Regions from separate parts of the Homo sapiens genome. Here all the other regions are linked to region 1. The links are chromatin contacts, found by Hi-C or POLR2A ChIA-PET in ENCODE. All regions are on one chromosome and are shown on one strand. Each heading gives the region's core, a stretch centred on a gene start or an enhancer-like site at or near the end of the contact. The rest is flanking DNA. Distances are from core to core; before and after follow the strand shown. Region 1 holds the start of PAFAH2 (platelet activating factor acetylhydrolase 2). Region 2 holds the start of ARID1A (AT-rich interaction domain 1A). Region 3 holds the start of TMEM50A (transmembrane protein 50A).

Region 1 (3,386 bases), core at 269-2,768:
ATCAGCCACAGATTTAATGAGATCCGAGGCTTAATTACCACAGTGCAGGGCTGCCAGCACTCTCTCCTGATGACTTTATCTTGGCTCCTGGAAGGATGGGGGTGACAACAGTGTGTCGGCAGGAGAGGAGAGCCTAAAGCAGGGACTCTGGACCCTGGTGTTTCGGGGGGATGTGGGCTGCAAGAGTAGGGTGGAGGGGGCGACTGCAGGACTCAGTACCTGACCTCAAAGAGCTCACAATGTGTCAAGAGTTAAGACCTCTAATACAGGAGATACCCAAGGCAGTGTGAGTCGACTCACATGTGCGAGGCACACACAGATGTCGGCGGAAACTTTGGAGGCATGAACAAAGCTCCCAGAGGAGGGGCGCTGAAGGGTGGGGGGTGGGGCGTGGGGGAGTGCAGGTTGGAGAAGACCTTGAATGTCAGGCTAAGCAGTTGGGACTTCACTTCATAGGTAGTAGAGGGCCGTTGAACGTTTTTGAGCTGCCTGAACGATCCAAATTTCCTATAGAAGTTTACAGAACTCCTGAGGATGGGCTCTGCCTAACGCCCACTCCCCCGAGAATACTCTCCTTCCATCCCTCACACTTAGCTGCAGCCAGCACTGAACTTAATGCCATACTCTGAAACGTCCTTCACAGTCTCTGTACTCCTGGCTACGTTCTTTCCTTATATCGGGTCTCAATGTTAACAAACATCACTCCCTCTAAAAAGCCTTGCGGACACCGCCCTTTTCCCCCAAGCCTGGCCAGAGGCCCCTTTTCAAGGCTCCCACGCTTGCTGTGTCTCCCCATGAGATCACGGCTCTGTGCTGTCATTATTCATTTGTCTGAATTCTCTGCTAGACTGTGATTCTGTTGAGGCTAGGAGCGGTATCTTGTCCATCAGTGTCGCTAAGAACCAGCATTAGACAGTAATGTGGGATGGATGCGGCCCAGCAGATTACTCGGGTTCCTCCCCTTTCTCTGCCAGGGAGTCTTTTGAGGACAATGGAAAATCACAGGTGTCAACAGATGCAGGCTGGTAGGGAATGTCCCCTTAATTTGAATGATCAGTCTATTATTCTTACAGGAAGCAAAGTGTGCAGAAGACACAAAACAAACTCCAACCTCCTCCCACCTCCTTGAGAATAAAGCGAAGCGGGGACCATTTCTAGGCACGCCTGAGGACTATTTGAGGAGGGTGAGGCGGAGGGTTACGCACGGGACTAAGGCAAAACCCTCCGCTCGAGAGCAGAAATCGCGGCGGCACCTCTTCAGGCCACCAGGGGGAGGAATCACACCGCATCCCAGGCCTTGGGCGGTTTCGCACGACCACGCGGGGCTGGACGGTCGCGTAGAACTCTGGGAGGTGTAGTTTTAGAGTTGTAATGCGCAATCTCGCGCACTGTACATCGGGAATTGTAGTTCTAGATTGAGGAACGAGAAGTGCTTCCAAGCGTCCATTTTGAGCCTTGGAAACTACGACGACCAAAGGGCCACGGGTTCATGGGTCGTTTCTCATTTCCGTCGAGTTAAACGTCTGGGGCTGCTTCTGAGGAATCAGCTTGACTGGGTAAGTTTGATTGGAGAAAACACCTATATCTCAATTGAGCTTCCTGCAGACTTTTGTATTCTGGCCCGGTTTGGGGCCTCGGCGTCTCTCAGTCATAGGAATTGCACATTAATCTTCGTCCTTTACGTTTCCTATTCAGACACCTGTAGCCACCCGCTCCCTTGACCCTCCCACGGTCGCCTCGCACTTTTAACGGCCAGTGCCCCTGGAATCCCCACTGAGCTCCCGTCCCAGGACCCAGCCCCCGCAGCCCCACCTTGGACCCCACAGCCCTACCCTGATTCCTCGGCCCTACCTTCACCCTGCAGCCTCACATCCCTGAACCCCGGGCTTCTTTATGCTCCTCCACCCTTTGTGTACTTTACTCTTACTCTCAGTTTTCTGTTTTTCATGGCGGTGGAAGAAGGGTCCCCATTCCTTCTTTCCGATCCGCGATTACCCTGGACTCGAAGTCAGCAGACCCGGTTCTAGGCCAGCTCTGCCTCTCACCCTCTGTGACCTTGGGCAAATCATACAACTCTGGGACTCAGTTTCTTCCTCTCTAAAACGGAGATGACTGTTGCTCCATCAGTCTCAGGTGAGGAGTGTTGAGGAGCCAACAAGCTAGTATGTGTGAAGATGCCTTGTAAACTGTAAGACCTTCACAAGAGACAGAGATTATTTTTATCACAATTATTAATGCTCTGGAACACTCTTATCAGGCCTCTTCTCTAGCTCTGCCACCTTGTTGCTCAATCTCATCCCTCGAGTGCTTGGTGTCTTCATTGTCTACGAGCTGGATGATATTTCCTCACTTCCTCCAGAGACCAAAGGTCAGGCCAATGAGCTTTTAGTCTTCAGAGAGCTTTGTCTGAAAGGAAGCACAAGAGAAGTGCTTATCTTGGACTGTATCTTGAAATAGCCAGTGATGAAAGTGTCACACAGCTGGCAGAGCAGCAGTCCTCTGCTCACCAGAAACAGGGTCCCAGCAGGAGAGGACAGCTGCAACCTAAGCCCCATCCATTCCCTCTGGGCTCCTCTGGGCCTGTTCAGTAGACACTGGCTTTGGTAGGGGTGTCTGAGGCCTGAAAAGGCTGCTGGGAAAGAATCTGTTTTGCCAAAGGGCTTAATCCAGGAAAAATGAGAGACCTTGGCTAGGAAAGAGAGACATAGCATTGTTAATTAGTTCCTAACATTTTATAAGCACTGAAAATGCACCAGGCCCTAGGCAATATTTTCACTTACGAAGTATCCATTTTACGTATAAGGAACTTGAGAGGCATGTAGTTAAAATAATTATAGTTGCCTCCTATGGTTATAGTACCTTCTATCCATCGAGTGCTTTACATGCATTATTTAATCCTCATCAACAATCTCGTGAGTAGTTACTATTTCTTTTTTTTTGAGATGGAGTCTCGCTCTGTCGCCCAGGCTAGAGTGCAGTAGCGCGATCTCGGCTCACTGCAAGCTCCGCCTCCCGGGTTCACGCCATTCTCCTGCTTCAGCCTCCCAAGTAGCTGGGACTACAGGCGCCCGCCACCAGGCCCAGCTAATATTTTGTATTTTTTTTAGTACAGACAGGGTTTCACCGTGTTAGCCAGGATGGTCTCGATCTCCTGACCTCCTGATCCGCCCGCCTCGGCCTCCCACCGCGCCCGGCCCATAGTTACTATTTCTTTTTGAGACAAGACCTCGCTCTGTCACCCAGGCCGAAGTGCAGTGGCACAATCTTGGTTCACTGTGGCCTCCGGCTCCCAAGCCCCAGCAATCCTCCTACCTCAGCCTCCTGAGTAACTGGGACTGCAGTTGCATACCACCACATCCAGCTAATTTTTTTTTTTTTTAATTTTT
Region 2 (3,386 bases), core at 1-2,500, 700 kb before region 1:
GGGAGTTCCCCCGCCGGCCGCGGAGGGGCCGCCTCCCCCCATGGCCCCGAAGCGCTGCTGAGCGAAGGACGAAGACGACGAGGAGGCGGAGGCGCTGGAGGAGGGAGGCGGCTTGGAGCCGGCAGCCGCCGCCGCGCCGGAGCCCGGAGTGCCACCTCTCGGGGAGCTCAGCGCGTAGGCCGGGGCGGGCGGGGGGTAGGCGCTGCGGTTGGGGTAGTAGGAGTTGTACTGGTGGTTGGGGAAGCCGTGGTCGTGAGAGTTCTGCTGGGGCCCCGCGTAGGGCTCCAGGCCCCCGCCGCCGCCGCTCTGCAGCGCTGCCAGGCCAGGGCTTTGTTGTCCGCCATGTTGTTGGTGGAAGACGGCGGCCGCGGCGGCGGCGACGGCAGACGGGCTCCGGCCGTAGGGTTGCCCGAAGCCGTAGGCTGGGGGCGGCAAGGCGGCCGCGGCTGAGTGAGGAGGCGCCCCCACCCCATCGCTGCTGCCGCCACCGCCGCCGCCGGGCGGCTCCGTGAGGTTATTGTTCAGGGCGGGCCTAGGGCCCGCGTTCCCGTTCGAGTTCTTCAGGTCCGGCTCCGCGCCGGGCCCGCCGCCGCTGCCGGCTCCGCCGCCGCCGCCACCCCCATTGCTCTCGGCCCCGTCCTGCAGCTCCTTTCCCAGCGGCTGCGGCGGCCCCACGGCGGGGCCCTCGCTTTCCTGCCCGGCGGCTGCCTTCATTTCCCCGCGCTCGGCCGCTGCCGCCGCCGCCGCCTCGCCCCCCGCCTCCTCCCGCTGCTGCTGCTCGGCTTTCTTCAGCTCCGAGGGCGGCGGCGGCGGCGGGTTGCCCAGGCTGCTGGCGGCGGCGGGGGCGACCTGCGCGGCCATGATCCCCGCTGTCTCGTCCGCGGAGAGACCCGGCCCTGTCTTCGTCTTCTCCCCCCCTCCCACCCCGCCCCGGGGCCCAGTCCCCCGGGCTGCCCTCCCCACCCGCCCGGGCGGGCCTCGCGGGGCTCCGCTGCTGCGCTGCGCTCGCTCCTCTCCCCCCCGCCCCGCCGGCTCAGGCTCCGGGCTGGCGGCGGCGGAGGAGGAGGAGGCGGCGGCGGCGGCCGAGGCGCCGGCGGCTCAGCTGCTCCCGGCTCTGTAGGCTCGGGACCCGGCTCTCCCGGCTCATTCCCCCCAAGCCCTTGCCTGGGAATGAGGGGGGCGGTGGAGGCTCCGCTCCCCAGGGCCTGGCCCCGCTGTGACTCTCCGCTTTCTGCTGCCGGAGAAAGGAGGAGGGAGGGAGGGAGGGAGGCGAGGGGGAGGGGGCGGGGAGGGAGGGAGGGAGCGGGGGGAGGGGGACCCGGGACGGGCGGGCTGGAGGGCGCGCGGCAGCAGCCGGGGCGCCGGGAGCCAGAGTCAGAGCGCGGGCCGAGCCCGGCGCCCTGCCTCCCCTCGCCAGCTGCGGCTTGGGTCGAGGCTGCTGCGCGGCAGCGGGCGGGCGAGCAAGCGGTCGGCCGGACTGAGCGGCTAGAGCGCCCCACTCTCCTCCGAGTCCCCCTCACTCCGACACGAGGCTCAGCACTGCCATTTTACCCAGCGCCGTCGCGGCCGCCTGGCAAACCCGGAGTGGAGAGCGGAGCGGGCGCAGGCCGTGGAACGGACTCGCTCCCTTCCCTTCACAAAGGAGGAGGGGAGAGAACAAGCCGCGGCGGCGGCAGGCCCTCAGCCGCTTTCGCTAGGCAGCGCCGCCGCCGAAGGCTTCGGAGAAAACCCGGCCCGGAGCCCGCGCATCTCTGGAGCCTGCGCCGCCTCCCTCCCGGCGTCCCTATCCAGGTCTGTCCCCTCCCGGCCGTACCGAGGGGAGCGGGCAGCGTGAACTTTACCCGCGGCTGCAAAATTGGCCAGAGCCTGAGACCGCGGCCGCCTCGGCCCAGCCCTGACCCCCTGGCAGCGGGCCCGGTCCGTTGGCTGCTGCTTAGCACCTCTACAGCACTTTTCGTCTTCAAAGCCTTCTACGGACCCCGCTAAAGACCCAACCTTTTTTACCCTCTTTGCAAGCCCGAAAGAATGACTGATCATTGTTCAGACGATTCGTTTCCCACTCGCCTGCCCTCATTAGCCGGTCCTTACAAGGCTCTGGGGGCATGAGGTCCGGATTATCCCCATTTTACAGAATTGAAAGAGAGGGGAGGGAACTGCCTGTCACTTAAAGTCAGAGGGCAGAGGAGGGTGACTTTAAAAAGAAGTGGAGTCACCAAAGCTGCCTTCGGTCTACTTGCCTTTAAAAAAAAAAAAATCAAGTTGTGAGCACATTCAACAATGGGATCAGAATATCAAAATGGATTTGAAGTCAAAACTGATCATCTCACCACTAACTTAAAATGGAGGCCACTGAAGTTGCTTTAGGAGCATAGAACAGTTACCCAGCAGGAAAACCTAAACACCGTTTCTCACTCCCTCTTAAGAAAACTTAGCCTACCATGACAAGTAGCCCCAGTCTCCAAAGACAGTACCTTCTAATACTGAAAACCCACAGAAGAGGCTCCAGGGACTGCAGGAACCTGAGTGTTCAAACCATTACAGAAGAGAGATGCAGAAAATGGAAACCATTTTCTCCTTGAAGAAAAGGCACAGTCCAACAAGTCACTTAGAAAATGGATGCTTGTCAGATTTGTTTTCTATCCTGTAGCGTAAAGATTGTTTAAAGTTTACCATTACATTCTAAGAGACCCCGATTGAGCTGGAGTTGGGTAGAAGGCCAGGTTTATCTGAAAAGATCGACATACACAGAAAGCTCCAGTGTTCTCCTGATCTACAGGCCCCACCAAATCCCAGCAGCAGCCTTTTCTTCCTCAGGCTGACTTGGAATGTTCTGATATGACAGGCTACAAAAGCCAGAGGGGATTCCAGCTCCTCACCAGACCCAAGGCTGCCTTGGGAAAGGCCCAGGCCAGTGTTCCTAGACACCAGGATCTCTTTTCCCCCTCAGATTTTGTAAAGGGAGACTTCATGGCCACAGGAGCATTATCTTAGATTATGCAGGACCCGGGAGTGCTGGCAATGTCCCTGGTCACTATGAATAATTCCAAAGCCTGAACTCATTTCTCTCCCCAAGAAAACTTACTGCATCCTACACCAGAAAGGCAAAACCTTCCTGTTAATCTAAGAGTGATGAGATTTAAAAAAAAAAAAAATCCCACAGTTTTATTCTTCTCCCCTCCCCCGGCCTCAAGCCAAGAACCAAACCAGCCTACCAAGAAGATCCGACTGACTGGTATGGGCCAGTGCCCTCTTTTCACTCACAGTCCTCAGGGGCAACAACTCTCCCCGGTGCATTAGGTCCTAGAAACCAAATTATAGGCTGCCTCATAAATAGAGCTTGGCTATTTAATCAACTGCCCCTGAGCTGGCAAACAGTCCTGAGTCCT
Region 3 (3,386 bases), core at 469-2,968, 660 kb after region 1:
GGCAGGAGAATCGCTTGAACCTGGGAGTCGAAAGTTGCAGTGAGCCGAGATCGTGCCACTGCACTCCAGCCTGGGCGACAGAGCAAGACTCTGTCTCAAAAATAATAATAAATAAATAGAAATAAATGGTTTGGATATATTTAAGCAGTATTAACAAAGGTGGGTCTCCAAATATTGAAAAAATTTTAACTACTGGTTGACCTCCTCCTGAAAATCTGTCACATCCTATTATTTCTAAGTAGGTATTAAATTAGTTTAGGTGGTACTTTTAATACCAAGTATATGATTACTAATCCACAGGAGCTCTTTTGTATCATTTTGATTCCAAACTTATTAAATGAATTTGATATTTACAGTCCAGGAGCACTAACATTAGTAGAGAGACAAGTGATAAACTTTGGCTCTGAGTGGAATTACAGATTCAAATGAAAAATATTTCTCTAATTTACATATTTTATCACAGAACGTGTGTTTCTTCACACCTAAATCAAGAAATTAAACACTGCACTGCAGTTCTTACCTCTACCCACATCATTTCCTTTCACTTCATTCATTATTTTTCTTTCTGCAAGCCTGCCTTTTGGTGTCATTTCTATATAAAGAACATCCACTTTAATATCCCTATCTCTGATCCTAACGGGTGTTTCCAGCCAAAAGCAAGCACAGAATCGTGGTTAATAGTAATTCAGATTACAAAAATCCAACTGCTATTTAAATATAGCCGACCCAAGCTGTCTTTACAAATTATATAAAACATTCCTGTAAGCCGAGCAGTAGAGACCTGAGATACAGCCATGTTATCTCTATTTCAGAGTATGAAAAAGCCTGAAATACATATAACTTGCGAATAACAACACCCAAACTCCTACAGCGAACTTGACTTCCTTAAGATACTTTGTAGCCAGCAATTATGGTTGTCCAAAAATATGACACCCTACAATAGAGCAACGTCTCCCATTTTTAACTTCTCTTTTAAAAATTAAATATTAAAATATATGATTACAGCCAATGCTAAGATGCCTTTGGGACAAGTTCAATTTAGGAAATTCACTCATTTGATTCTTCCCCGGGAAGAACTGCAATTCAATAAGTGTTATTTTCGGTTCATCCCAATGGCCCCACCCCGAATCCATTTTTCTTTGCACGACGACTGGTACGCTCAAGCCAGACCCCGCCCTCCAAACTCTGGGACTTTTAGGTCTCGAGGGACGCCGCTGGAAGATGGGGGAGCCACCTTTAGCCGGGGCACCCCTCGCTGAGGGAGCTGGCCGGGTCACGCTCCTTTCTCGGGGCTTCGGCTTGTCCAGCTGTGAAGTGGGGGATCGGGGGATTTTCCAGGGATCCTGGGGTGTCCCGGGGGAGGGCGCGGTCCCCTCTCCGTCTTGGCGGGGTCTGGACGCCGTCGCCTTCTCCTGGCGCCGCCGGACCCAGGAGAGGAGAGGTCCGCGGCGGCTCAGCCCGGGTCTGCGGCTTCCGGGAGGGTGGCGGCAACGAGCCTGTGCTGTGGGCACCAGCCCGTCAGACGGCCCCGGCTCCGAGGCCTCTCCAGCCTGCGGCCGCTACTCTCTTACCCCCACTCCCCGCCCGACACTTACGTCCAGCCCCGTCGTGCAGTGGTTCCGGAGCCCGGTGTCGCGCCGCGCCGGCCCGCCTCACTCCCCCGATTTTAGCCAAGAAAACAAAACGGCCACAGCCTCCAGACACCCGGATGCAGCAGTACCATCCACCCGGCTCAGTCGCGCATGCGGACACGGGGCGGAGGGCGGGGCGCCGGGTCCGGAGGGAGCCACGCCCACCACAACAACGCGTCTGCGCATGCCCGGGCGCTGGGTTCAGGGGCTTTCCGCCGCTCTGGGTTCACAGCTGGACGTCGGGAGTGCTAGTTTGGAGTACGCCATTTGAGAGTAGGCGTGAGAAGTTGCTCTGTGTGCTGAGCGTTCTAAAGGAAGGCGTCCGTTGGCCTTCGTACCCGTCTTGAGTGAGGTGACGAGTGTTTTCTAGTACTGGGGTCGGCCGCGCAGCCCTCTCAGGGGTGGGTGGCAGGAAGAGTGCCGGGTCCCGCGTGGTGCAAAAGGTGGGTTCAGGTTTGCGGCCACACAGCGCTACTCAGGACTTTTTAGTCTTGTTTATTTTCTCCGTGCCTGTTCCCGCCCCCCGCAGCTCCACCTCTGGGAGAGGGGCGGGTTCAGCTCCAGGAGGCGGGGACTTCCCGGCTTGGCGTGGCTGGGGTGTCCCGTGGACCCCAGTCTCGGCGCGGTGACCCACTTATGGGACTTGGCCTTTCTTTGTTGTTTGTTTAAGGCAGGGTTTCTCAGCCTGGGCACTACTGAGGTTTTGGGCCGGCTAATTCTGTCTGGGTTGGGGAGGGTGCTGTCCCGTGCTTCGCAGGTTGTGTAGCTGCATCCCCCGCCTCTACCCAGTGGATGCAAGTAGCAGCCCCAGTGAACCAAAAATGCCCCCAGACTTTGCCAAATATCCCCTCCCGGGGAAGATCGCCTCGCTTGAGAACCACTGTTGGAGGAGAGCCTGGGTTTTCGGGAGGTAACCGTTTACAAAGGGGAGAACGGTAAGAAGCCGGAAGCAACGATGACTTAGCTACGTGAAAGACTTGCGGCCGGGCTCGCCCCTCTTCTAGAAGCCGTCAGTTTGGGTCTCGCGTCTGGAATCACCGTCAAGGAGTCAGATCCAGCCCCGGAGAGGGAGCAGGGTCGAGGTCTCCTTGCAGAAGGCGCCACCGCAGGAAGCACAGGCGCAACGTGCGGTCTCCCTAGCGGAGGCGCTCGCGATCCTGCAGCCGCCGGTCCGGGAGGTGCTCGGTAGCCCTCCTTGGTGCCTGTCCGGTAGCTGGTCACTCTCGGGGGAAGGTCGTGTGCAGAAGGGCACATGCGATCACACAGAGACGGCGTTGCTGCGGCTTTGACCCGATGGTGCACCCGAAAGAACACAGAGGGTGAAGGGAGAGATCCAGGAAGTGGTCGCGGAGCAGAACCCCCCTTCACTTCAGTTAAAAAGGTGGGTCAATTGTCGTTAAGAGATACGCACAGGTTCATCTGATTGACATGTACGGCGGCAGTATATGAGTGGGATGGGAACCAAGGTGACTGTTGTTTCCTTTGATGGATGAAACTTTCATCCCTTTGGGTTTTTTTGTTTGTTTTTGGCGGTGCATTAGCCGATTAGTAGATAAAACTGCATGACAATCTATAGCCTGTTTTTAAATGGACACGTTCTTACCACTCAGGAGGTTTATCGTGATTGTTTAATGTCTCAGGGTGGAGGAATCTAGTGCAGGCAGTTCTTAATGAAACCTTTTAAATTCCCGTTAGTGACTTAACATTAGTTTACCAGCTCTGAGCAGCTTTAAACAAACATCCTCTTTTAATAGC

The links. Hi-C counts contacts between places; a loop is a spot of excess contacts on that map. ChIA-PET counts read pairs that join two places held with the same protein, here RNA polymerase II (POLR2A). Pooled maps may share reads with other maps.
Region 2: a loop to region 1 is called in a pooled map, with 5 times the contacts of the local background. The contact joins the promoter of ARID1A here to the promoter of PAFAH2 in region 1. A Hi-C loop is called at or near these places in 5 of 50 pooled maps. POLR2A ChIA-PET finds 5 or more read pairs at or near these places in 2 of 52 experiments (activated CD4-positive, alpha-beta T cell and activated CD8-positive, alpha-beta memory T cell).
Region 3: a loop to region 1 is called in a pooled map, with 5 times the contacts of the local background. The contact joins the promoter of TMEM50A here to the promoter of PAFAH2 in region 1. A Hi-C loop is called at or near these places in 2 of 37 single-sample maps with no recorded cell type and 12 of 50 pooled maps. POLR2A ChIA-PET finds 5 or more read pairs at or near these places in 1 of 52 experiments (PC-9).

The regions. Positions count from the first base shown.
Region 1 is chr1:25,996,195-25,999,580 of GRCh38, reverse strand. It overlaps PAFAH2 (platelet activating factor acetylhydrolase 2), which reads left to right and starts at 1,518. Exons shown (of 11, transcript NM_000437.4): 1 at 1,518-1,556. RefSeq lists enhancers at 1,373-1,422, 1,433-1,522, 1,693-1,772.
Region 2 is chr1:26,693,879-26,697,264 of GRCh38, reverse strand. It overlaps ARID1A (AT-rich interaction domain 1A), which reads right to left and starts at 1,250. Exons shown (of 20, transcript NM_006015.6): 1 at 1-1,250. The coding sequence starts at 861. It overlaps LOC124900417 (translation initiation factor IF-2-like), which reads left to right and starts at 860. Exons shown (of 2, transcript XM_047439473.1): 1 at 860-1,048; 2 at 1,300-3,386. The coding sequence starts at 860. The coding sequence ends at 1,986. It overlaps LOC101928728 (a long non-coding RNA gene), which reads left to right and starts at 3,134. Exons shown (of 1, transcript NR_135804.1): 1 at 3,134-3,386. RefSeq lists silencers at 1-236, 287-616, 987-1,146, 1,237-1,566 and enhancers at 545-1,480, 1,481-2,417.
Region 3 is chr1:25,336,666-25,340,051 of GRCh38, reverse strand. It overlaps TMEM50A (transmembrane protein 50A), which reads right to left and starts at 1,718. Exons shown (of 7, transcript NM_014313.4): 1 at 1,596-1,718. It also overlaps a transcript of RSRP1 not described here. RefSeq lists silencers at 1,769-1,888, 2,880-3,174.